Regions from separate parts of the Homo sapiens genome. Here regions 1, 2 and 4 are each linked to region 3. Evidence: chromatin contacts called from ENCODE Hi-C or POLR2A ChIA-PET data. All regions are on one chromosome and are shown on one strand. The core of a region is the stretch at or near the end of the contact, and the rest is flanking DNA. Distances in the headings are between cores, read along the strand shown.

Region 1 (6,810 bases), core at 2,980-5,479, 2.7 Mb before region 3:
CTGTAATCCTAGCACTTTGGGAGGCTAAGGCAGGAGGTTTGCTTGAGGCCAAGAATTTGAGACCAGCCTGGGCAATATAGCAAGACCCCCATCTCTACAAAAAATGTAAAATAAGCCAGGTATAGTGGTGCATGCCTGTAATCCAAGCTACTTGCATGGCTGAGGCAAGAAGTTCACTTGAGCCCAGGAGGTCAAGGCTCAGTGAGCCATGATGGTACCACTGCACTCCAGCCTGGGCAACAGAGCAAGACCCTGTCTCAAAAAAAAATTAATTAAATAAAAAATAAAAATATCATTCTGAGAGTCTGTAGTTTCCCCAGGCTGCCAAGGAAATTCATGGCACAAAAACAGCTATGAACCTCTGCTCTAAACAGCTATGCCTTTGCATTAGCATCCTTTCTGTATGACCATTTGCATTTTCTTTTTGAGACAGGGTCTTGCTCCGTTGCCCAGACTGGAGTGCAATGGTGTGATCATGGCTCACTGCAGCCTCAACCTGCTGGGCTCAAGTGATCCTCCATCTCAGCCTCCTGAGTAGCTGAGACTACAGACATATGCCATCCTGCCTGGCTAATTTTATTTTTAGAGATAGGTTCTTGCTATGTCGCCGAGGCTGATCTCGAGTTCCTGGACTCAAGCAATCCTCCTGCCTCAGCCTCCCAAAGTGCTGGGATTATAGGCATGAGCCACCATGCTCAGGGTCTCATCATGTTGCCCAGGCTGGCCTCAAACTCCTGAACTCAAGCAATCTTCCCACCTCAGCCTCATGAGTAGCTGGGACTACAGGTACATGCCGCCGCAGCCAGCTTATTGTTTGGCTTTTGAACCATGTAAATGCATTACCTAGTCAACATTTTAAATTAAAAAGATATTCTTAGGCCCAACTTTGGGGAATGATTCATTTGGGTAAGGGTGGGGCCCAGAAATCTGTGTTTTTAACAAGCATCTTGGATGAGTCTATCACAGATGGTTCTAGACCAGGCTTCACAGACAGCAAAAACGATGAGAACTAATGTGGAAGCAGGTGATCCTTGGTGCAGTAAGATGGGTCCCAAAGTGTCACCAGGATTTCCACAGGGCAAAGAAAGACATTCTAGAGAGCCTGGGGGGAGGTGACAAATATTCCTGGCCCATTTCCCCAGAGGTCCCGAACCCTCTTAGTTATCCCTCAGTGGGTCCTGAACCGTCATCCCTTAAACAGGACAGTAACAGATCTGGTAGTAAAAATCCTGCAGCCCTAGGGCCACTTTGGTCTGAGTTCTTATAGTGCAATTGCTGCGTGATCCTGGGCAAGTCACTTCCCCTTTCTGAGCCTTAATTTTCCCTTGTGTAAGATAATGATAACAAAAGTAATTATCTCCAAGGGTATTGGAAAAAGAGAATGAGTTCACGTGTGTGAATATGCCTGGCATAGAGTAGGTACTCAATAAATGTTGCTGATTTCTTTTCTCTCACTCTGTCGCCCAGGCTGGAGTGCAACAGTATGATCTCTGCTCACTGCAACCTCCGTCCCCCAGGTTCAAGCGATTCTCCTGCCTCAGCCTCCCGAGTAGCTGGGACTACAGGCACGTACCACCACGCCTGGCTAATTTTTTGTATTTTTAGTAGAGACGGGGTTTCACCGTGTTAGCCAGGCTGGTCTCGATCTCCTGACCTTGTGATCTGCCCGCCTCAGCCTCCCAAAGTGTTGGGATTACAGGCGTGAGCCACTGCACCCAGCCTTTTTTCTTATTTTTTTAAAATTTGAGACAGGGTCTCACTCTGTTGCTCAGGCTGGAGTGCAGTGGTGTGATCTCAGGTCACTGCAACCTTCGCCTCCCGGGTTCAAGGGATTCTCCTGCCTCGGCTTCCCAAGTAGCTGGGACTACAGGCATGCGCTACCACACCCTGATAATGTTTGTATTTCTTTTGGTAGAGACAGGGTTTCACCATGTTGACCAGGCTAGTCTTGAACTCCTGACCTCAAGTGATCCACTGCCTCGGCCTCCCAAAGTGCTGGGATTACAGGTGTGAGCCGTGCCCGGCCAATGTTGCTGATTTCTTGCTTGCCTTTCTCAGATCCCAGCCACACAGACTCCCTTCCTAGTGTGAGCCCCTTGCTGGTCATATGTGCTCTTGTTACCCACCTACAGATGTTAAATCCCAAGGAACTCAAATCTGTTCCTCTCTGTCCATTGCCACCTCCTAGCCCAAGCCACCCCTAGGATTGCCTGAATTACTGCAGTAGCCTTCAAGTGATTCCTCTGCTTCACCCTTGGCCCCTGCAAGCCATTCTCTACACAGCAACTAGATCTATCTTTATTTATTTATTTACAGACAGTGTCTTACTCTGTTGCCCAGAATGGAATGCAGTGGCATAATCATGGCTCACTGTAACCTTGAACTCCTGGTCTCAAATGATTCTCCCACCTCATCCTCCCGAGTAGCCTGGACTACAGGCACGCACCACCATGCCAGTTAATATTATTTTATTTTTTATTTTTGTAGAGACGGGAGTCTCACTATGTTGCCCAGGCTGATCTCCTGCCTTGGCCTCCCAAAGTGCTGAGATTACAGGCTTGAGGCACTGTGCCCCCACCTAGACCTATCTTTTAAAAATGCAAAACTGTGTCATTTTCCTGGTTAAACCTTTTAGTGGTTCCCCAAACCCCCTGGGATAAAGACTTAACTCTTTACTGAACCCTCCAAATGCTCCAGTCACTCTTAAGTTTCTCAGTTCTTTGAAGAGCCAAGTGCTCTCTGGATTTGGGGCCTTCACACATGCTGTTCCCTCTGCCTGAAAAGCTCTTCCGCTCCCCACCTCTTTAGCCAATTCCCACTCAGGCTTCAGACCTCAGCTCAATTGCTGCCACTCCAGAGAGACTTTCCTAACCCTCCAGGTCAGGGAGAGAGGCCTCATTTTTCCTCCCTCAGCCTCCTGTGTTTTCTTGAATTTCTTAGCTTCATGGGTACAAGTTCTTCCCCCGACTGGGCTGGGATCCCTCAGGGGAAATGGACCATGTTTATTTCTGCGTCCCCAGGTCATAGCAGAGCATCCTGGTGCATGGAAGATGCTCACTATACATGCTTTTTTCTTTCTTTTTTTCTTTATTCGGATAATATAACTTCTTTCTTTAAAGTTTCGCTTAGTATTTTGTTGTGGTAAAATGCACATAACATAAAACTTACTATGTTAATCATTTTTAAGTGTACAGTTTCCGTGGCATTAAGCACACACATATAGTTGTGCAATCAGTACCACCATCCATCTCCAGAACTTTTTTCATCTTCCCGAACTGAAGCTCTGTACCCATTAAACACTAGCTCCCCATTCTCTGTCCACCCCTCGAGCTTCTGGCAATGGTCATTCTACTTTGTCTCTACAGATAAAGTTTATTTGGAAATAATTTTTCTTTCATGGCCTTGACATTTTTGAAGAGTACAGTCCAGCTCTCTTCTAGACTGTCCCTCCGTCTGGATTTATGTCATTTCTTCATGATTAGATTCAGTTAGGTATTTTTGGCAGAAACATCATAGAAGTGATGCTGTGTCCTCAGTCTATTAAAAGAGGCACAAGATATCAGTTTATCTCATTATTGATCAAATTAACTGACTATATGTTTAAGGGAGACAAGCCAGATTTCCTCACTGAGAGATTCCCTGTTTCTCTTTGCAATAATTAAATGTGAGAAACTTATTTTGAGACAAAGTCTCACTCTGCACTCTGTCCCCCAGGCTGGAGTGCATTGGCACAATCTCGACTTACTGCAACCTCTGCCTCCCTGGTTCAAGCGATTCTCCTGCCTCAGCCACCCAAGTAGCTGGGGTCACAGGAACCCACCACACCTGGCTAATTTTTGTATTTTTAGTAGAGACGGGATTTCACCATGTTGCCCAGGCTGGTCTTGAACTCCTGACATCAAGTGATCCACCCACCTCGGCCTCCCAAAGTGCTGGGATTAAAGGTGTGAGGCTGTGTGAATGATGTGTGCTCCAGGGAAAGTCATAGAATATATCAGTTTCCCCCTCTGTAAAGTGTGGACAGAAGTATCCTAACTGATATTACAGCTTAAGAAAGTAAAAGTGTTCAAGCGGCCTCTGGGCGCCAGCAAAAGAGGCTGGGGATTAATTTCCTGCGCGCTCCACAAGAGGCGGGGCTGGGCGGGGCGGGGGCGAGAGGGAACGAGGGCGCCTGCGCGGAGAGGAGTGACCATAGAGTCGGTCCTCCAGAGACAGAGGGGCCGGAAGTTCTCTTCACGGAGCCGCGCGGCTGCGGGGGCGCAAATAGGGTCAGTGGGCCGCTTGGCGGTGTCGTTGCGGTACCAGGTCCGCGTGAGGGGTTCGGGGGTTCTGGGCAGGCACAATGGCGTCTCGAGCAGGCCCGCGAGCGGCCGGCACCGACGGCAGCGACTTTCAGCACCGGGAGCGCGTCGCCATGCACTACCAGATGAGGTATGAAGTGAGGCGAGGAGCACGGAGGCTTTCTCCCCCGCTGGAGCCTGCGGGGCTTGGGGAGCGACGCCGGCCCGGCCTCAGGGTCTTGCTCCCCAGCCAGCCCCCGCTCACCTGCCAAGTCCCCTCCTCCCGTGACGGCTTCGGGCCTGTCCCCCATCCTGGAAAGCCCCGTGGCCCCCGCGAGCTCCACCCCTTGTTCCGCCCGGTGCCTTGAGGGGATCCAGCCCCGCGTGGGCTCCCGCCCTGCGTGGGCTCCCGAGTCACGTCGATGCTGGCCCCGCTGTATCACCTTCGAAACCGAATTTCTAATTTGAGCCTCAGCTTCCTCATCTGTAGAGGGAGAGAATAATCTGCCTTTTAGGTTTTGGTGAAAGATTAATCAGTAATTCGTGTAAAGAAAGTAGCATAAGGCCTACCACGTAATATATGGTAGGTGTTATATTTTGGGCCGTTTGGGGGGATATAGACAGTAAAAGGCAGCCTTTCCTAAGGACGCCTTGCCTAAAATGAATTTTATAAACACTCCCACGTAAGGGGTATTTCTACATTCAATTACTAGTTCGACAAATACTGAGCTTCCAAACATCATACACTGCTAGACACTAGGTTATAATAGTGAGCAAAAGCAGACGTGGTCTTTGTATACATGTTATACCTTCAATAAACAATTTTATTAAAGAAAAAAAAAACTGTTCCCTGCCTTCATGGAGCTTGAAGTCTAGAGATGACTGTTTTTTTTTTCCAACCTTTCCACATTTTCTACAATAAATATTTTTAAATAAAAATTTTAAAATTTTTACTTCCTTAAATCCATTGATCTCTCCCAGAATGTTCTTCACATCTCTCTCTCCAGAGTTTTAAAGAATGACAAGCTCTTTGAACTCTCATTTGTTTCACATCTCTAGGCCCCGGCTGAAAGGGCCCTCACAACTTAAGCAGGTGTTTTCATGCCAGCCCAGAGTAGAAACATTGCCTTTAGGGATATGAGGAGGATACGTTTGGGACGTGAGAGAATTAGAAGAATAAGATAAGTATGTACTTCTTTTGGATGAAAAAATCTAGCTGGAGAAGTATGGGCGGCCTGAGTACGTTTCCTCTCTGCCAATACCTTCTCCCGCCAGACTTTAATCCTATGGTGCAGTCAGCGTCCTCTTGCTAAACACAGCTCTGAGCTACCCTTCTGCCTTTATTATTATTATTAATTTATTTATTTATTTTTGAGACGGAGTCACGGTCTGTCGCCCAGGCTGGAGTGCAGTGGCGCGATCTCAGCTCACTTGTAAGCTCCGCCTCCCGGGTTCACGCCATTCTCAGCCTCAGCCTCCCGAGTAGCTGGGACTACAGGCGCCCGCCACCACGTGCTGCTAATTTTTTTGTATTTTTAGTAGAGACAGGGTTTCACCGTGTCAGCCAGGATGGTCTCGATCTCCTGACCTCGTGATCTGCCCGCCTCGGCCTCCCAAAGTGCTGGGATTACAGGCGTGAGCCACCGCGCCCAGCCCTGCCTTTTTATTAGTAGTATTGTTGTTGTTTTTTTTTTTTATGGAGATGGGGTCTCATTTTGTTGCCAGGCTGGTCTCGAACTCCTGGGCTCAAGCAGTCCTCCTGCTTCAGCCTACCAAAGTGCTTGGATTAGAGTTGTGAGCCCAGCCTCTTCTACTTTTAACTCTCATAGTCTTTGTGATTCATATCCCACTACCCCTCTCCCCCTAACAATATGTTCCTGCCACACATAACCACTTGCTTTCCTGGAACACAAATACTTGGGCCTTTTTGTCTGCATGCTCCTGCATGGGATGCCCATCTTCACTCATTCCTGAGCCTAGTTCAGATATCACCTGCCTCTAGATAGCCATCTCTGACATTCCATGCCAGGCAGAGTTGATTCCTCCTTCCTGTGATCCCATATATCTGGGAACATATATTTACTAGAACTTTTTCACTTCATTTTCTAATTACTTTTTCCTCCTCTGTTCTTTGTGTCCGGCTTCTAGGCTGTTTTATTCAAATTTGTATCCCAGTGTCCAGTACAGTTGTCTGGCATATAGTTGGTGGTAAGAAAAATTTGAAAGATACTTCTCCCTCTGCTCTGCCCCACAGTGTGACTCTCAAGTATGAAATCAAGAAGCTGATCTACGTACATCTGGTCATATGGCTGCTGCTGGTTGCTAAGATGAGCGTGGGACACCTGAGGCTCTTGTCACATGATCAGGTGGCCATGCCCTATCAGTGGGAATACCCGTATTTGCTGAGCATTTTGCCCTCTCTCTTGGGCCTTCTCTCCTTTCCCCGCAACAACATTAGCTACCTGGTGCTCTCCATGATCAGCATGGGACTCTTTTCCATCGCTCCACTCATTTATGGCAGCATGGAGAT
Region 2 (6,599 bases), core at 2,560-5,059, 2.9 Mb before region 3:
GCTAATTTTTTTTTGAGACAAAGTCTCGCTCTTGTCCCCCAGGCTGGAGTGCAATGGCGTGATCTCAGCTCACTGCAACCTCTGCCTCCCAGGTTCAAGGGATTTTCCTGCCTCGGTCCCACAGGTAGCTGGGATTACAGGTGCCTGCCACCACGCCCAGCTAATATTTATATTTTTAGTAGAGACGGGGTTTCACCATGTTGGGCAGGCTGGTCTAGAACTCCTGACCTCAGGTGATCCAACCATCTTGGCCTCCCAAAGTGCTGGGATTACAGGCGTGAGCCACTGCGCCCGGCCTAATTTTGTATTTTTAGTAGAGATGGGGTTTCTCCACATCGGTCAGGCTGGTCTTGAACTCCCGACCTCAGGTGATCCGCCCGCATCCGCCTCCCTAAGTGCTGGGATTACGGGTGTGAGCCATTGCGTTTATAAACAGATAAGGGCTGAAGAAAGCACAAACAACACAAAGTGGATTGGTCATTTCTTTTTTTTTTTTTTTTTTGAGACGGAGTCTTGCTTTGTCACCCACGCTGGAGTGCAGTGGCGCCATCCTAGCTCACTGCAAGCTCCACCTCCGGGGTTCACGCCATTCTCCTGCCTCCGCCTTCCGAGTAGCTGGGACTACAGGCGCCCGCCACCACACCCAGCTGTTTTTTTGTATTTTTTTTTTTTTAGTAGAGATGGTGTTTCACCATGTTAGCCAGGATGGTCTTGATCTCCTGACCTCGTGATCCGCCCGCCTCGGCCTTCCAAAGTGCTGGGATTACAAGCGTGAGCCACCACGCCCGGCCGGATTGGTCATTTCAAAGTAACTTTCCCTGTAGGGCAGGAACAAGGAAACAGAACAATAGAAAAATAACGGATTGGGCCAGACGCCGTGGCTCATGCCTGTAATCCTACCACTTTGGGAGGCTGAGGTGGGTGGATCATCTGAGGTCAGGAGTTTGAGACCAGTCTGGTCAACATGGCGAAACCCCGTCTCTGCTAAAAATACAAAAAAATTAGCCGGGTGTGTTGGCGCACACCTGTAATCCCAGCTACTCTGGAAACTGAGACAGGAGAATTGCTCGAACCCGGGAGGTAGAGGTTACAGTGAGCCGAGATGGCACCACTGCACCACTGCACTCCAGCCTGGGTGACAGAACAGCGGGAACTCGTCTCAAAAAAAAAGAAGAAGAAGAAGAAGAAAAATAATGGATTGATTAACATCAGGTTACTTTTGTTGTAAGGATTAAGGGCAGAGGAAAGTTCATTATCATGCTTATTGAAAGTGGCCTGTTTGGGGAATATCTATTATCTCTCTGGATTTCTCTGAAGGTCAGATAATTTAGTTTCAGCTTGGTAAGATGTAAGTTTAGTAGGAATTACTCCATTTTGGTTCTTAGTCTTGTTTGTTAGGATCTAGTGCGGGTGCTTTGTCCAAAATAATGGCCTATAATTTTTTTCTTTTTTTTTTTTTTTTTTAAGGCAGAGTCTCAAGAGTCTCGCTCTGTCACCCAGACTGGAGTACAGTTTCATGATCACAGCTCATTGCAGCCTCAACCTCCCTGGCTCAAGGGATCCTCTCCCACCTCAGCCTCCCAAGTAGCCTCTCAATGTGCGCCACCACACCTGGTTGATTTTCTTGTAGAGATGGGGGTCTCACCGTGTTGCCCAGGCTCGTCTCGAACTCCTGGGCTCAGGTAATCAGTTTACCTTGGCCTTCCAAAGTGCTGGGATTACAGGCATGAGCCACCATGCCCGGCCTGTAATTTTTCTTTAACACCATATAATCCAGTCATTTCATTCCTTGGTGTTTAAGACAAATGCGTATATAGATTTGTCAGAAAATATCTAGTAGGCCAGGAGTAGTGGCTCAAACCTGTAATCCCAGCACTTTGGGTGGCAGACGTGGGAGGATTGCTTGAGCCCAGGAGTTTGAGACTCGCCTGGACAACATGGTGAGACTCGGTATCTACAAAAAAATTTAAAAAGTAGCTGGGTGTGGTGGCACATGCCTGTAGTCACAGCTACTTGGGAGGCTGAGGCAGGAGGATTGCTTGAGGCCAGTAGTTGGAGGCTGCAGTGAGCCACGATCATGCCACTGTACTCCAGCTTAGGCAACAAGAGTGAAACCGTTTCTAAAAAAAAAAAAAAAAAAAAAATTAAATTAAATTAAAAACCAATCTACCGTATTAAAACTCTAGAAGCCAGGATAGTGATTAACTGGGGGTGGGAGGAGTTGGGGGGGCAGGGTGGTGGGTGGTTGTTGGTGAGTGGGTAGTGACTGAAAGTGGTCAGGAGGAGGGTTCCGGGGCGCTGGTGTACATATCATACTTCTATTAAAAGTTTAACAAAAACGAATTACTTTCATTCAGACTGGGTATTAGACCACATTAAGGAATATTGTTAATTTTCTTAGGCATGTTAATAGCCTTATATTTTTTATGTATTTTTTTTTTGAAGTACAAATCTGTTGTGATAAATGCTTAAGTATTCACAGCTGAAATAATGTGATGTCTGGGATTTGCTTTAAAATAATTCCCTGGATGGGAAGGGACTGCTTAAACAGGATAGATAAGCAGATGTTGATTATTGTTCAAAACCAGTTAATGGGTACATGAGGGTTCATTATACTATTGTCTCCACTTTTGCGAATGTCTGAAATATTCTAATAATAATAATAATGAGAGGCTTCTCATCACAGAATTTCAAGGCAGTCGCTTCACCTCCCTGACTCCCAGTTTCTACCTCAATAAAATAGGGCTGATGATATAATGCACTGTACTCACAGGGATGTTGTGAGCAGCAGGGGGAGAAAGGGTTTTATGAAATGTTGTGTTTTTGTTTTTGTTTTAGAGACGGAGTCTCATTCTGTCACCCAGGCTGGAGTGCAGTGGCGCGATCTCGGCTCACTCTCCGCCTCCCGGGTTCAAGCAATTCTCCTGCCTCAGCCTCCCGAGTAGCTGGGATTACAGGCACCTGCCACCACGCGCGGCTAATTTTTGTATTTTTAGTAGAGACGGGGTTTCACTGCGTTGATCAGGCTGGTCTCGAATGCCTCACTTCATAATCCGCCTGCCTCGGCCTACCAAAGTGCTGGGATTACAGGCGTGAGACACCGCGGCCGGCTGAAATGTTTTAATATTGGTAACCACTGCCATTATGGTTTCTAGTACTAATTTGTTGCCTCCAAGCGTTCTCTCCTCCTCGCCCTGTAATTTTTTTTTTTTCTTAAGACAGAGTATTGCTCTGTCACCCAGGCTGGAGTGTAGTGGTTCGATTTCGGCTCATTGCAACCTCAGCCTCATGGGTTCAAGCGATTCTCCTGCCTCAGCCTCCCAAGTAGTTGGGATTACAGGTGGGTGTCACCATGCCCGGCTAATTTTTTTATTTTTAGTAGAGATGCGGTTTCACCATTTTGGCAGCCTGGTCTCGAACTCTTGGCCTCAAGTGATCCGCCCGCCTCGGCCCCCCAAAGTGCTGGGATGACAGGTGTGAGCCACCACGCTCGGCTTCCCTGTAATTGTTGATTCCACTTTTCCTCTGGTTCTTTTCAATGGTTCCTTCCTGCTACCCCCCTCCCCCGGCAGCCCAATGGTTGAGCCCGGCTTCCCCGGGGGAAACCCCTTGGGGCGGATCACGCGGTATCAGCCAGTGGCCTCCCTGGTGGATAGAAGGATCGCTCTGCGCCGGGGGCGGGCCAGTAATCGTAGGCGGGGCGCGGGTCCAGAGCTCCGATTGGCCAGAGTCGGAGTAAACATCCGGCGGGACGGGGCGGGGCCGGAAGTGGAAGTGGAAGTAGAAGGCGGTGGCTGAGGCGGTTCCGGAGGTTCTAGTGTCGGAGTTGGGTGCAGGCAGGTGCCATGGGCCCGCTTGAGGCACACTGAGGGGACGCGGGGCTGGGCCATGGCCGGCGCTCGGGCCGCCGCCGCCGCTGCCTCGGCGGGGTCCTCGGCCTCTTCAGGCAACCAGCCGCCTCAGGAGCTGGGGCTTGGGGAGCTGCTGGAGGAGTTCTCCCGGACTCAGTACCGGGCCAAGGATGGCAGCGGGACCGGCGGCTCTAAGGTGAGATTGGAGGTGCGATGAGCTGGGGAAGGCTCCTAACTTGGGAAGTTACAGAGGAAAGGCTGAGGCCAGGGGTCAGAAAAAGGTAGGAGTGGTACCTCGCCGCTGAGGAAGAGGAGAGAGAGAGAGGAGTTCTCCAGGGTCTGTATCCGGAGTATAAGAGTCGGTCTTGACAACCATAAAAGGAGGAACTGGGGTCAGAATGAGCCCAGCAAAGAGGTCCTTCTTGTTTGAGAAGGGGTCTGGAGGTGAGAGATCAAGCTGAGGGGCCAGGTTCAAAGATCAGAGAGGAGGACCTAAGGAAGGTCTATTCCCTGCTTCAGGTGCCGTAGGATGAGTTGTGTCAGGGAAAAAGCCCCAAGAAAAAGCTAAGAAAAATAGGGAGACGATTCCTCGGGGTCAGAGGTCAGAATGGAGCCAGGAGGTGAACCCAGTGTGCTGCCCCCTTATAAGGTCTCAGCATGACTTAGGCCCATCCCTTTCCTTCCCCTATAGAGCAGGAAGACAACCCACACTCCCTTTCAGTTCCTTTATCTAAAGCAGGTCTCCGTTCCTCTTTTTGCTCCCTTTGGGATTTCCACCCAGTCGTCTTATCGCCAGACCTGGAGGGCTTCCTGTCAGCTCAGGCCATCCCCACCCTAAGCACTGGCTGGCAGTGCGGTGGGAATCTTGCCGACCCTGCCATCTCATTCCCCCACGTGGTTTTGGCAGCTTTAGCACCAAGTTTTCCAGTGGAATTCTGTTCCATCCTGCACCACAGAACTCTGATTTGACCTCAGAGATTACCGTGAGTTGCTATTCTGTAGTTGGCATCTTGTAGTCTCTGAAGTAACCCAGGGAAGACTTCAGTAAGGATTGGACTTCCTCACTCTCCAAATGGCCAAGTAATTTTTCCAAGTATAGTCTGGGGACCACCTGTTTAATGATCATCTGGGGTACTTTTAAAATTTGTGCTTATGGGATACTTTGTGAAAACAGAGATTCCTTAGTCCCACCCAGTCCTACCAAGTCAGAATTTCTGGGGGTGGGATCCTGGAATTTGCTTTTTTTTTTTTTTTCTTTTGAGAAGGAGTCTCGCTTTGTCGCCTAGGCTGGAGTGCAGTGGCGCAATCTCAGCTTACTGCATCCTCCGCCTCCCCAGTTCAAGCAATTCTCCCTGCCTCAACTTCCCAAGTAGCTGGGATTACAGGACCCCACCACCACGCCCAGCTAATTATTGTAGTTTTTAGTAGAGATGGAGTTTCCCCAGGTTGGCCAGGCTGGTCTTGAACTCCTGAGCTCAGGTGATCCGCCTACCTCAGCCTCCCAAAGTGCTGGGATACAGGCGTGAGCCACCGCGCCTGGCTTTTTTGTTTGTTTGTTTTTGTTTTTTGTGTTGAGACAGGGTCTCGCTCTGCTGCCCAGGCTGGATTGCAGTGGTGCAACCATGACTTACTGCAGCCTCGAAATCCTGGGTTTGAGCGATCCTCCCACTTAAGCCTGCCAAGCACCTGGGACCACAGGTACACACCACCATGCCTGGCTAATTTTTCTTTATTTTCCTAGAGACATGGTCTCGCTATATTGCCCTGGCTGGTCTCAAACTCCTAAGCTCAAGCAATCCTCCCACCTCAGCCCCCCAAAATGCTGGGATTACAGGCGTGAGCCGCCACACCTGGCCAGTAAGGGTCTTTTGAGTGGCTGTAGGTCATTGGTTTTTCTGGACCCCTCTTCCAACTTACATGACCCTGAAGATTAGGGTTAGCATAAGTTACACCTCATATTGGCTGCGGCTGGCCTTAATTATCTCTCCAGGCCTTCTGATCTCCTGCAAACTTAGATGTATATATATTTATATGTATTTATAACAATTCAGGCAGAACAGGGAGTTAGATCTGTAACTGAACAATCGATTGAGATAACTCACTACCTTTGGACTAACTTCTTGCAAACTTTTTTTTTCAGAAGGAGTCTCCCTCTGTCACCCAGGCTGGAGTGCAGTGGTGCGATCTTGGCTCGCTGCAACTTCCACCTCCTGGATTCAAGCGATCCTCCTGCTTCAGCCTCCCTAGTAGCTGGGACTACAGGCATGCACCATCATGCCTGGCTAATTTTTTTTTTTTTTTTTGAGATGGCGTCTCACTCTGTCGCCCAGGCTGGAATGCAATGGCGTGATCTCGGCTCACTGCAACCTCCGCCTCCTGGGTTCAAGCGATTCTCCTGCTTCAGCCTCCCCAGTAGGTGGGAGTACAGGCGCCCGCCACCATGCCCAGCTAATTTTTATATTTTTAATAGAGATGGGGTTTCACCATGTTGGCCAGGATTATCTCAATCTCTTGAACTCGTGATCTGCCCGCCTTGGCCTCCCAAACTGCTGGGATTACAGGCATGAGCCACTGCACCCAGCCTAATTTTTGTATTTTTAGTAGAGAAAGGGTTTCACCTGTTGGCCAGGCTGGTCTCAAGCTCCTGATCAGAAGTGATCTGCCCTCCTCGGTGCCTCCCAAAGTGCTGGGATTATAGGCGTGAGCCACCATGCCTGGCCCTCTTGCAAACTTCTTGATGTTACAGTT
Region 3 (6,283 bases), core at 2,523-5,022:
ATGGCCATGTGGGGTTTATCCTGAGCAATTGGGTAGGGTTAACATTAAAAATCAATCAGTATAATTCAATACATTACCAGTATAAAAGGGAAAAACAATATAGGTTTCTCAATACATGCAAAAAAAAAAGTGATAAAAGTCAAGATGTGTTCATGGTAAAAATGCTAATAAAACTAGAAAGAAACTTTCTTAATTTGGCAATGGATAGCCTAAAAAAATCTAGGGCTAACATTTTAATTAAAATATTAAATAATTTTAAAGTAAAATATTAAATATTTTTATTGAATCCAGGAACAAAATAAGATGTACACTATTACTACTTCTCTTTAACATTGTTCTGAAGGCTGTAGACAGTGCATGCAATAAGGCAAGGAAAAGAAATAAAAGATACAAAGATGAAAAGGAAGCAAAACTGTCATTATTTGCTGATGGCGTGATTGTGTATAGAAAATCGATAACTAACTACAAATAAACCATTAGAATTAATTCAAAATTTAGCATGGAGCTGAATCCCAAGTCAGTATACAAAGATCCAGTGTATTTCTATATATAAGCAACAAGCAATTCGGAAATTTTAGGAATATCATTTAAAATAGCATCGAAAACCGCTTCTAGGGGCAGGTCGGCACACAAAGAAAACGAAAGCTTTGCAAGACCCTCGGCGCACGTCTGCGCAAAGGGTCTCTGTGTCTCTACGCCCAGATGGCCATTTTGAGTCCCGAGCTGGCAGCCACCCTTCTCTTCTGTTTTCTCAGCTTCTTCACCCGCTTCTATCTGATAGCCTTTTTCTCCCGAGTGTTTGGTAGCAAAGTTGCTTTTCCTAAGGGGCGAGAACGGGAGCTGGTGGTTAGCAAGCAGACGCAGTTTTACGCGCCCCTGCTACGGGCAGGAGCGAGTGGCCCTGCCTTCTCTGCCAGCGCGGGTTCCCTGGGGGTGAGGAAAGTGAGTTCCACGTCCCGGGTGGGGCAGGACTTGGTGTTTAGTGCCCAGCGCCAGATAACGCCGGAAGAACCCCAAGTGGAGACTGCTTGCATCCTTCGGGAAAAGTCTAAGTGCTAAGTACCATGACAGTGGCAGGAACCAAGCTGTTGGGTACAGCTTGTGGAAGTGCACACTGGCTGTCGTTGATCCAGTGTTGTATTATTTTTTCATAAATATATATGAAATATATGAAATATATATGAAATATAAAAATATATATATATATTGCCCATGACACAGACCTCAGGAGATCCTGAGAACATGTGCCCGATCCAGTGTTTTATTTGCACAGACACCCTAAAGGGCACCAGCAGTACAAGGCTGATGAAATAACTTATGGCATAGTCGTACAACGGAATACTATACAGTTCTACGAAAGGAGGAAGAGGCTCTATGTACTGATATGGAAAAATCTCCACTGATTATGTACGCTGTGCAGAACAGTACGTTATGTTATCTTTTCTACAAAAAGGAGAAAATAATATATATGTATTTACTTGTGTATATTTAAAGAAATTCTGGAAAGATGTATACAAATTTGATAACAGTGGCCAGGTTTTGAGGTTTTAAAAAATGTTTCTGCTTTTTGTTTTGAAGAGGCGGGAACTAAATTGACAGGAGACTGAGACTTTTCACTTTACGCTTTTAAAATATTTGAACATAATAACGTTCAGATCGTGAATGTATTCCATAAAGAATGAGATAAGCTGAATTTTAAAAATAAGTGGCATGGGCTGGGCGCGGTGGCTCTCGCCCGTAATCCCAGCACTTTGGGAGGCCGAGGCGGGTGGATTGCCTGAGCTCAGAAGTTCGAGACCAGCCTGGGCAACAGGGTGAAACCCCGTCGCTACTAAAACACAAAAAATCAGCTGGGCGTGGCAGCGTGCGCCTGTATAATCCCAGCTACTCCGGAGGCTGAGACAGGAGAATCGCTTGAACACGGGAGGTGGAGGTTGCAGTGAGCCAAGAGCATGCCACTGCACTCCAGCCTGGGTGACAGAGCAAGACTCCGTCTCAAAAAAAAAAAAAAAAAAGACGTGTAATTTTTATGAGCATGAATTGCATGGATCAAATGTGTTATGAGTTAAAATGCAATATTCAAGACACTGAAAACAAAATTTCCAGTATACTTCCAAATTCCTGAGAAAAATTTCAAAAGTTCTAAATAATTGGAAGTATATACCATGCTCATTCATTGGAAGACTCAATATTTTTATAGCAAAGTAAAAAAAGAACATACAGCTATACATACATAACATGGAAAGATCTCACAGATAAAATGTTGGTCAAAAGAAGGCAGACAAAAGCGTAGGTACTGAATTATTATTTATATGAAAGTCAAGAACAGTTAAACTAATTTATAGTGATAGAGATGAACCCAAGCAATGACCTTTGTAAAGTATTGCCTGGGAAGGACCATAAGGAAGCCCTTCTGGGGTGTCGATAATATCCAGCCCCCACCCACCCCCTGCAGCCTCGACTGCAGTGAACTATGCTCAAAGGATCCTTCCGGCTCAACCTCTCCTTACTCCAGCATTTTGAAGTTTAGTCGAGCATGGTGTCGCGCACCTGTATTCCCAGCTGCTGGGGAGGTTAAGGCAGAGGACTGCTTGAACTATGATGGCGCCACTGCACTCCAGCCTGGGCGACAGAGCAAGACCCTGCCTCAAAACAAAACAAAAAATTCTTTATTTTGATCTGGGTGGTAGTTTCATGAGTGTATGCATGTGCAAAAATTCATAGAATGTGTTTGGTGCACTTATATTGTGCATGTTATGTATCTCGAGTTTTTAAGCAATGAGAAACCATTGTAAGATTAAAAGGTGAATGACATGATCCGATTTATGTTTTAAAAATAGATTTTTACCAGGAACGGAAGCCAGAAGACCAGTTAAAAGGCTATCGCATGGCTGGCCAGGCGTGCACGCCTGTAATTCCAGCTACGTGGAAGGCTGAGAGGCAGGAGAATCGCTTGAACCCGGGAGGCGGAGGTTGCAGTGAGCCGAGATCGCCCCACTGCACTCCAGCCTGGGCAACAAGAGAGAAACTCCGTCTCAAAAAAATAAAAAATAAAATAATAATAATTAAAAAAAAAGGTATCGCATGGTGCTAGGTAGAAGGGACGGTGGAAAGGGGGCAGAAGAGGACGCATTGGACAGAGGTGTGGGAGCAGAATCTGCAGGGTATAGAGAGCTAGAGGGAAGTGTCAAAAATAACTTTTGGGGTTTCCACCATAGGAAATGGAAGACGAGCAGCACAAGACTGGCAGGAAAGAAAATGAAGACTAAAACTTGTGGAAGTAGAGATTTGGGGAAAGAGCAGTTGGGAGAGAGCTAAGGAATTTCCTTAAGTGGGAGGCGAGGTCCGGCGGGAACAGTTGAGGCAGGGCCTGAGAAGGGTGCCCAGTGAGTGCGAGTATGAATGGATAGGGGCATCCGGGATTAAGAGGAGAGGCTGGAGTTTCCCCAGGAGTGGTGAAGTGCCTCGAAGGAGGCGGGAGATCCCTAAGGAATACTCTTGGCGATCGGGGCAGAATCGCAGGCACTAACAGTAGGCATCGGGATAAGACTGGCAGGACTAAGATGCCAGCCAGGCTCCGCCCCGGAGGCTTGGAAGTGCGGGACACCGAGAGCAGGGATGCCGGGACAGCCGGCCCGATCCCCGGTGCGGAACCAATTGTGACGACGGCTAGGTTACCCGCCGGCGCTACAAAGGTGCCACACCGGAGGGGCGGCGTGCGCCGGCGTGCGCCGGCGTGACGCGGCTACGCGGGATGGGCCGGGCCAGGGCCAAGGCCGAGGCGGCAGCGGCTGCGAGAGGCGGCGGCACGACGACGGTCCCTCAGCCCAGCCACCATGAGCACCAAGCAGATCACTTGCAGGTCAGTGCGCTGGAGCCAGGAGCTTCGGGCCGCTCCCCCAGGCCGCAGGGGGGCCGGTGCGCGCCAGTGCTGTGGTCCGGGAACCTGAGGCTAGAGCGGGACTCGGAAAGTTACTCGGCTGTTCGCGGCGGGGCTTTGCGAGGCAGAGCGAGCGCTGCCGCCACAGCCGGGGATCCGGGGGATGCGTGGCCGAGACGCTGGGCGAGGCCAGCGCGGGGGGCTACGCCCCGAGTTTGAAGCGTGGCCCCTGTGGGCTGGGAGGAAGGACGTCCTAGCCAGGGCCGTGCAGGATGCCGGGGCGCTGTCGGGAAGGCTCTGGGGCTTACGCTTTAACTGGAAAAGATTTGAAGTTGAGTAAAGGGACGCCGAGAGGACGGTTACAAATGGGGATACCACATAGGAGTAATTTGTTAATCGATTATGAGGGCCTCAAAGTTTGGAGAATCCAGATGCAATCTAAACTTGCAGAGAGTTAACAAGTAAAAGTTGTTGTGTGGAAAATAACGACAGGTAGCATATTGTGAATATCGGCGAAGCGCCCTGCATATTTCCAAGTCCTTTATATTCATTATCATCAGACTTCACAGTAAGACAACTTAGTAGTTATTATTACCATTTTACAGTGCAGGAAACTGAGACCGAAAGACGTTGACACTCATTTATCTTACTGAGAGAGCCATTTACGAGGAGAAATGCGACGGTAATGGATGGTTTATTGTAGAAAATAGCCAGATAGCTACACTACGACTGCTCCTATGAAATAGAATAGTGTGGTTGTGTAACACCCTCATTGCTTGGTCAGCTTGTGGCTTACTGGTAATGGAGTCTAGTCCTATTGAATTGTATGTTTGGAAAACGCAAATTGAATTGTATGCTTGGAAAATGCAAATTTCATTTAATAATTTTTATGGGAAACATTGCTTAAAAACAGTTATAGAGTTTGTGTAATAAACAGTTTATTTTCTATGTTGTTACTTCTCTTCATTGGTATGAATAGTTGAGACGTGACTGTGTAGTAAGTTTTCTGTTAGCATTAGTGTACATTTACTGTTCAATTTATCCAAGGCCCAGGTGGCTTATGTTAAGCTGTTGTCAGAAATTTGCACCTAGTGTCTATAAAAAGACTTTTACTAGGTTATTTGTACTAGAAGGTGTTTTGTGAAGACGGGTTTGTGTGTGTTTACGTATTTTTATTTGTATAAAGTTTCTCCTGCTGGAGGAAGTATTCCTAGGTCATTGTGCACTGTAAAGCAGCTTGTAGCCTCCTAGAAAAACCTCTGTATTCCTCCCCTCGCTCTATGGTTTAATTCTACCATTTATTCCCGTACCTCATCTAAGAAGTGTCCACAAAACAGTACACATTTATGTAATAATGCTTTATAATTGAATCTCAACTCTGTAGTATCTTATTTTACAAATAAGGAATCTTATGCTCAGAAAGACTTGAAATTTGCCTAAAATTTTACACCTTAGTAGAGGCACAAGGACCTAAATCAGGATCATCTTGGTTTTTTCCTTGTATACCTGGAGATAGCTTGACTTGAAAGCTTTAATTCTGTTTCCCAAACAGGGGTGTTCTGTAGGATGTTGCTCCATATAAATGAAGATTGGGTTGGAATGTTGAGAAGGGATCACTTCTGTTTAAGTGTTTAGTCATGTTTGTTGGGGACTTACAATGTGCTGCGGCTCTTAGGTACTGTAGTGTATAATCCAGCAACCAGCGCTCTTCCACAGATCGTAAAACTGAGCCTCAGCATTGAAGCGACTTGCCTAAGGTCATTTAGCTTCCAAGTGACAGAGGTGTGAAATCAAAGTTCATGCCCTCATAGACTGTAGGGCCTCCAGATAAGTTTTGAAATGCTAAATTAAAATTTATTTATTGCAGGACTTATCAAAGCTTTTAATGTGTTCCCATGAAAGGAAACTCATACAAGGATATGTAAAACTGCAAAGAAGTTTACTCACAAAAGGGTGTAAAGGAGTCAGGGCTCCCGATGACTGCCTTGCCAAATAAAAAACATAACAGGTGTTTTAAGTGGGAAAAAACCAATATGACCAAGAGTACCAAGTTTACATTAGTGTGTTTATCTACCATCAACTTTTCTACCAGCTTATCTACCAAAAGCTTTTCTCACTTTATTATCTCATTAACAAAAGCCTTGTCTCTAGACATTGATAATTTATAGGAAATGTTCAAGGTATGATTTATTTTGGGGACCAGATCTAAGCAGCGTGTGCGGTTTTTTGTGGGTTTTGTTTGTTTTTTTGTTTTTTTTAATCTCAGGTCACAAAGTTTTAGGTTTGTTTTCCTGACTGTGGGATGTGATGTACATGTTTATTTTGAATGACAGCAGAATAATGTCAGTTTTGCTTCCAATCTGTTAGATATTATGTATCTCCAAGAGTTGCTTATCAAATGCT
Region 4 (6,575 bases), core at 460-2,959, 2.9 Mb after region 3:
TTAAGACCAAACAGTATATTTCTCTCCTAAAACGCAAAGCATTTTGATAGGCTTCTTAAATTCTCTACTTCGCACTCTCCCTAGGAATGCAATACAGCACACCTCTTCACATTTTTTTTTCTTTTGAGACAGAGTCTCGTTCTGTCACCAGGCTGGAGTGCAGTGGCACAATCTCGGCTCACTGCTATCTCCGCCTCCCGGGTTCAAGCGATTCTCCTGCCTCAGCCTTCCAAGTAGCTGGGACTACAGGCGAGCACCACCACACCCAGCTAATTTTTGTATTTTTAGTAAAGACGGGGTTTCATCATGTTGGCCAGGATGGTCTCGATCTCTTGACTTCGTGATCCGCCTGCCTTGGCCTCCCCAAGTACTGGGATTACAGGCATGAGCCATGGCACCCTCTTCACATTTTAAATGAAGAACAGCTCAGATAAGGCGTAATATTAGCTTACCTCTCTACATGATCTTAGCTCCTCAAACTCTCTGGTGGTCCAGTGTCTGTCTTTGAAGAAATTAGTGCTATTTCTTTTGTAAAAAAGATCCCAATTTTTCTGAGCCTCTTGTTCCAATTTCTGCTGTTTAAAATCAGACACCAAAGTTTGGTCTCTTTTCAGTTTCTCCTCTTCTTCAGAGGTGAGAATCCTTGCCTGCAGCCCTTTCCTTTGCAAAGAAGCCATCTCTGAAACTGACGGTAACACTTAACACAGCTGAAGATTCTCCATCACCAAATAATATGAATCCACGCTAATGGATCAGATACATTTCCTGAGGTGAGTTTCACGCCTCAAACAGCACAGGGGGCTTCGCAGAGAAAAGAATTAGATTCTGGTTAGTGGTTACAGTTCAAGACGCCAGGTTCAATTCACCAAATGTTTATGAGATGCAGACTGTACAAAAAAAAATCCTTCCCGCTATATGAGAGGTCACAAAGAAGACAAACACACAGTCCCTACCTTCAGTGGGCTTACATTCATTTCAGTGGCCAGACTATCTCATGCACCATACTTTTATTCAAACCAGATGAGTCAACTATTACAATAAATCGATTTAGTTTACGAAAAAGGACGCTCTCAAGAACTGACTGGGAAACCTTGCGAAGAAAATATTCCTCAATTTTCGGTGCCCGCGAAAGGGGTGACTTAAAAACCACAATGGCCTTAGCTGGAAGCGGGTGGTCAATTGTCAGATACAAGTGAGGTCATCGTTTCCCAAGGGTCGGACCTCCGTTTTTTCGGGGGAAATGAAGCTAAGCCTGGGTGGGCTCATTTCCTGATCACACTCACAAGAGGCTGTCATAGGAACCAGAGGGAGCGTCACTTTGCAGGGACTGAGACCCTCGCACCGCCATCACCGGGCAAAGTGGAGAAAGAGACCCAATGACGCGTGGCTGAGGTCCCGAGGATCCATCTCAGGACCCTCAGGATAGACTAGGCTGCATGGGCCCCTAGACCCTGAGGAGGGCGTCCATGATGGCTAGCCGACCCGCGTTAATTTAGTCAGCCACGCTCAGGGCTCACCGTCATCAGTTCCTAAATTCACCTGCAGGGCTAGGGCCAGGCGCACTCACCCCACAGCCAGCCCCACTGGGCCTCGGAGGCAGAATACGGGAAGAACCGCGAAACAACCCTAAACCAATTCTGAGGACCACGAATTCGGATTATCCGGGAGTTCTTTTGCCATGGCACCGCCCCCGCCACTTCCGCTAGGAACCCGGAAGTTCCTACCCGACGCCGGAAGTCCCACGGCCTTGCCTCCTCAGATTCCTCTCTCACCCCCACGCAGAGGAGAGAACTTGCTTCTGGACCCGGGTGGGTGCCGGCTCGGCTCTCCTTGTCTTCCAGAGCGGTGGCCCGGAAGCACAGTCCTCCCAGACGCCAGCGCCAGAAGCTCGGATCGCGGCTGCACCGGGAGAGCGCCGATCTGGGTGCGAGGCAGGTGCGGGGCCATGAATGGGACCGCAAACCCGCTGCTGGACCGCGAGGAACATTGCCTGAGGCTCGGGGAGAGCTTCGAGAAGCGGCCGCGGGCCTCCTTCCACACTATTCGTTGTAAGTCAGCGCTCCCCACGGTTCCCTTCGGCCGCTCCAGCCGCCACATATCAACCTTGACTCCTTCCTTTCTTCCCTCGGCCCTTCAGATTCCAGGGAACCCCCTGCCAGCGTCAGTTACTTTCTCTCGAACCCCAAATCCTTTGGGACATCGATTTGTCCCTTCTTTTACCCAGATTATTTCTCCCAAATCTTCGTCACTCCCTACTATTCTTCTACCTCACAGTCTCAAACACTAGTTCCAAAGGTCTTTGGCCTCTTTCCATTTCCATCCCTCCCCGCCCCCAACCTCGCCCCTAAGGCAAACCTCCCTCCCCCAAGGCAAACCTCCCCCCTCTTATCCGGGTCCACTTCTCCCTCGAAACCCCTCCCCTCCTTTCCGATGCTCCCATCAGGGTTCTCCACATTTAAAAGACGCTTCTTGTTTGTTATGAGCCTCATCCACTGCCTTAGAACCCATTCTCTTCCCTGCTTTTCTCCTCCGACTTGGTCCTGGACTCCCAAATACTGTGCTTTGTCCCCTCTACAGCCAAAGAATTGGCATCCTCTCTGCGCCTCATCAGAGTCTTCTTCCATCTCCTTTCTGTGCTTCATTTGACTTGGATGTCTTTTGAGGTCACCTATACCACCCGGGCTTTTCCTCCAGACCAAGTTCCTTGTGGGTAAAGAGTCAAATCAGAGTTCGTGAGCCTGGGATAGGTTAAAGATTGGTCTACGTTTGGAAGCAGAAGAGAGCAGGCGTAAGGAATGTCCAAATAGTCATTATGCCGGACCTTTTTCTACATAATTATAGACGCTGTTGAGAGAGTGCACTTCCACCCTATGTCCTGGGTGAAGGTTTGGCAGTTAGGAATTGGCTGACAGAGCATCCCTCCGTGATTCATGAACTTCTGGTTTCCGTGGTGCTAACGCTGTTGTTAAGACTTGTTTTTGTCAGAGGACCTAATAGATGTGACTCAACACATGTGAAGAGGGCGTTTTAGATAATGAAATCCCATCTTTGTGTAGTCACTTGCCATGCCATTGCTATGCTTCCTACTGACAGCAGATCCAGCTCTTTCAGAGAGAAGAGATGGGAATAAGATAAGAACATCATTTCCTGAAGAGTTTACTAAGTTGATGTTTTCTTTTGGTGAAGGGCAATGTGGAATTTAAATCATATAGTTCATGTGTGCACCTGTCCTGCAGTTTGAGGCAGGTGTGAATGTGAATTAAGATGGCTATTATGTTGTATTCTAACTGCAGTTTAGAAACACGAGCAGGATAACTTGCGGAGATACAGTTCAGTTGTCTGCTATGAACATCTACGAAGTGTCTTTGTTAAAGCTGTGGAACTGGCTGAGAGTGGTGGCTGACACTATAATCCCAGTACTTTGGGAGGCCGAGGTCGACAGATAGCTTGAGCCCAGGAGTTTGAGACCAGCCTGGGCAGCATAGTGAGACCCCATCACTATTAAAAAAAAAAAAAAACAAAAAACAGCTATGGAACTTGAGTATGGCAAATCCTAATTTTGACAGTTTCTATGCGGAATGAAATCAGCTTTTGATGATGCTGTGGCCTTTCATATTTCATATAGAGTTTACAGTCACAGAATCTGTTTCATATGCTGTTACTTTTGATCCTCACAACCCTAAAAAAGCAACTTATTATGGATGATGAGACAATTTTCCTCTCTCCCTTGGGAGAAGGGAATATCTTTGTTTAATAAAATGGCCTGTAAATTCTTTTTTCCCTCTAGAATAATCAAAAGGGGGTCAGAGGAAAAGTATGTGGAGGTGTAGATGAAACAAGATTGTCCCTGAGTTGGTAATAATTGAAACTGGATAATGGTATACCAGGTCTCATTGTACGATTCTCTCTACTTTTGTGTATCTGAAGTTTTCCATAACGAAACAGTTTTTTAAGAATTCTAAATTATTTTTATTTTCCATTCATCTGAGTAATAATTTTAATTCTTAAATGGAGATGCCCAGGAAACCCTTATTATAAGTAACCTGGTGGGTAAGTGCTTTTTTTCCTTTCCCTTTAGATGATTTTAAACCAGCATCTATAGACACTTCCTGTGAAGGAGAGCTTCAAGTTGGCAAAGGAGATGAAGTCACAATTACACTGCCACATATCCCTGTGAGTTTATTTCATTTTTTTTTTTAATGTAAGATCACAATGAATCTTTGTCTTTTATATTATTGCAATTTAAACTTCCTACTTTTAAAAATGTTTAGATTTCTAAAGTGGCAACTTAAGGAAAAAAGTAATTTTGGGGAGTGGGGTGGGGTGGACTTCATGCTAGGCAGGTGCTTGATTAAAAATAATTCTTGTAATCCTAGCATTTTGGGAGGTGGAAGTGGGTGGATAGCTTGAGTTCAGGAGTTAAAGACCAGCCTGGGCAACATGGTGAAACCCCGTCTGTACCAAAAATACAAAAAATTAGCTGGGGGTGATGGCACATGTCTGTGGTTGCAGCTGCTTGGGAAGCGGAGCTGGGAGGATCGCTTGAGCCTGGGAGGTAGAGGTTGCAGTAAACCAAGATCACGCCACTGCACTCCAGCCTGGGCGACAGAGTGAGACTCCCCCTCAAAAAAAAAAAAAAAAAGATTATTCGTCGTTTTCCCCAATCTTCCTTTTCCCCCATCTGCTACTGAGTAGACAAGGTTCCTGTCTGGACACCTAGCCCCTCTTTTAGATATAGCTTTTCTCCCAAGCAACTCCAGACAGAAAAGCCCTAGGTGCCCTGCTGATTATATGGCCACAACAGCTCAGGAGTGTGAGGCAACCAAGCCAGGAGTTAAGGCAGGCAGGAACCACAGGTGTGGCACATTCAGCTGATTTAGGGATGAAGAACTAAATTGAAAGCTGGATTAAGAACCCTTGCAGAGAAAGACTTTTGTGAAGCTCTGCCCAAGGCAGCACTAATGACAAAGCACCAAAGGGTCACATGATGCTCTTAGTGAACATGTGTTATTGCATGTCACACCCCTGTCCTGGAACATAAGTTCTCGGTAGCTGGAGACAGAATGAAAAGTCTCTGGACAGGGAGATCTGGAAAGCTTTGTGGTGAGGAAAAATTGCCCATTCAAACTGCTGTTTGATTACTTGTTACCTTTGGCAAGTTACATCATCTCCCTTTGGACCTTAGTTTCCCATATGTAAAATGAAAGGTTTAGAAAAATGGTCCCTAAAGTTCTTTCTAGCTCTATATTTTTACTATATAAATAAGGAGTCAAAGAGCCAAGCAGTTTTTTATTCTAAGCAAGGCATTAAATATGATATTCAACAAATATTAATCAAATGCCTCCCACACATTGGCCCATTACTAGGCATGAAGTATATAACCTTGAACAAAACAAGCACATTTCTTGCCCTGGTGGAGCTTATGGTCTGGAGTTTAAATTAATACAAGAAAATATAGCAGTTATTCTACAAAATCAGGGACAGCTTCCTTAAGGAAGTATCTGTGAGCAGATCTGGAGGTTGGGTCATTTAAAGAGAGGGGGCAGGATATAGCTGGCAGAAGCCTTGTTAAAGCTGGCAGAAGCCTTGTTAAAGCCCAGAGGCAGGAGAGAGCTTGAGGATAGGAGGGAAGCCAGTTGCCTTCTGCTCTGAAGCACATGCGCAGGGGAGTATGCTGCAGGGTGAGGTGGAGAGCCAGGGAAGGGCCCGGTAGTGCAAGGCCAAGTGGCTAGTTTAAAGATTTTATCCTTTGGCCTGAGAGCAATTGAGGAGTGATTGAAAGGCTTAGGCAGATGAGTGACATGATTTATTTATTCTGAGCCAACCAGGATAATGACCTTCTCTTGGAAAATGCTCTGTTGGTTGCTTGACATGAGAAGGGGAAACCCTGGTCTCTCTAATGACAAAGAAATAGAGATCACTCACAGTTTTACTATACAGAGTGATAACTCTGCTTAGTATAATGAAAGTAATGGTTAATTTTTCTCTCTTGGAACGTATATAGTAATTAAAACTTTTATACTACCTTTTTGATTACTTAGAACGCGTTGCACATTCACAAATTCTTGCTATATTATTTCTCCTTTATTTTTGCCTCGGAAACCAGAAGGAGATAAAATAGAAATCAGTTCAACCTGTTCTTTTTGAATAGCTCTGATAAAAGATTTCATCAGGTGGAGTCATCTATAAATTCAGTTGATATTCATAACTGGTATGTTTAGTTTGATCATCTTATACTTTTGTGGCAAATAGGGATCCACACCACCCATGACTGTGTTCAAGGGGAACAAACGGCCTTACCAGAAAGACTGTGTGCTTATTATTAATCATGACACTGGTGAATATGTGCTGGAAAAACTCAGTAGCAGCATTCAGGTGAAGAAAACAAGGTATGTGAATAGCCAGATGCAGGTTTATATCATGTTTCCAAACCTCTGTTATCTATTCAGTTTTTATAAGGTTGTGAACATCTGCTTGCTCATAGTGTTCTATCAATAATCTTAACACTACCTGTGCTCAGACAAAATATGTAAATATGTGCTCAGAGTAAAATATGTCTTCCTCAAATGCAATAA

What was found. A loop is a pair of places that touch in the nucleus more often than their neighbours do. ChIA-PET counts read pairs that join two places held with the same protein, here RNA polymerase II (POLR2A). Pooled maps may share reads with other maps.
Region 1: a pooled map shows a loop between it and region 3 (25-fold over the local background). The contact joins the promoter of JAGN1 here to the promoter of MKRN2 in region 3. A Hi-C loop is called at or near these places in 6 of 50 pooled maps. POLR2A ChIA-PET finds 5 or more read pairs at or near these places in 2 of 52 experiments (GM12878 and OCI-LY7).
Region 2: a map of CD8-positive, alpha-beta T cell shows a loop between it and region 3 (6-fold over the local background). The contact joins the promoter of MTMR14 here to the promoter of MKRN2 in region 3. A Hi-C loop is called at or near these places in 2 of 168 maps with a recorded cell type or tissue (CD4-positive, alpha-beta T cell and CD8-positive, alpha-beta T cell) and 6 of 50 pooled maps.
Region 4: a loop to region 3 is called in a map of B cell, with 21 times the contacts of the local background. The contact joins the promoter of METTL6 here to the promoter of MKRN2 in region 3. A Hi-C loop is called at or near these places in 4 of 168 maps with a recorded cell type or tissue (B cell, CD4-positive, alpha-beta T cell and naive thymus-derived CD4-positive, alpha-beta T cell), 1 of 37 single-sample maps with no recorded cell type and 11 of 50 pooled maps.

Annotation. Positions count from the first base shown.
Region 1 is chr3:9,886,381-9,893,190 of GRCh38, forward strand. JAGN1 (jagunal vesicle mediated transporter 1) reads left to right here and starts at 4,230. Exons shown (of 2, transcript NM_032492.4): 1 at 4,230-4,431; 2 at 6,535-6,810. The coding sequence starts at 4,343.
Region 2 is chr3:9,645,696-9,652,294 of GRCh38, forward strand. It overlaps MTMR14 (myotubularin related protein 14), which reads left to right and starts at 3,810. Exons shown (of 19, transcript NM_001077525.3): 1 at 3,810-4,047. The coding sequence starts at 3,889. RefSeq lists enhancers at 3,405-3,634, 3,442-4,337, 3,624-3,793 and silencers at 3,665-3,774, 3,875-3,974.
Region 3 is chr3:12,553,315-12,559,597 of GRCh38, forward strand. It overlaps MKRN2 (makorin ring finger protein 2), which reads left to right and starts at 3,773. Exons shown (of 8, transcript NM_014160.5): 1 at 3,773-3,862. The coding sequence starts at 3,837. It also overlaps a transcript of MKRN2OS not described here. RefSeq lists enhancers at 3,393-3,502, 3,553-3,612, 4,000-4,523, 4,433-4,492 and a silencer at 3,783-3,872.
Region 4 is chr3:15,425,835-15,432,409 of GRCh38, forward strand. It overlaps METTL6 (methyltransferase 6, tRNA N3-cytidine), which reads right to left and starts at 1,710. Exons shown (of 6, transcript NM_152396.4): 1 at 1,568-1,710; 2 at 453-801. The coding sequence starts at 677. EAF1 (ELL associated factor 1) reads left to right here and starts at 1,764. Exons shown (of 6, transcript NM_033083.7): 1 at 1,764-2,048; 2 at 4,079-4,173; 3 at 6,253-6,389. The coding sequence starts at 1,946. RefSeq lists a silencer at 1,681-1,844 and an enhancer at 1,841-2,120.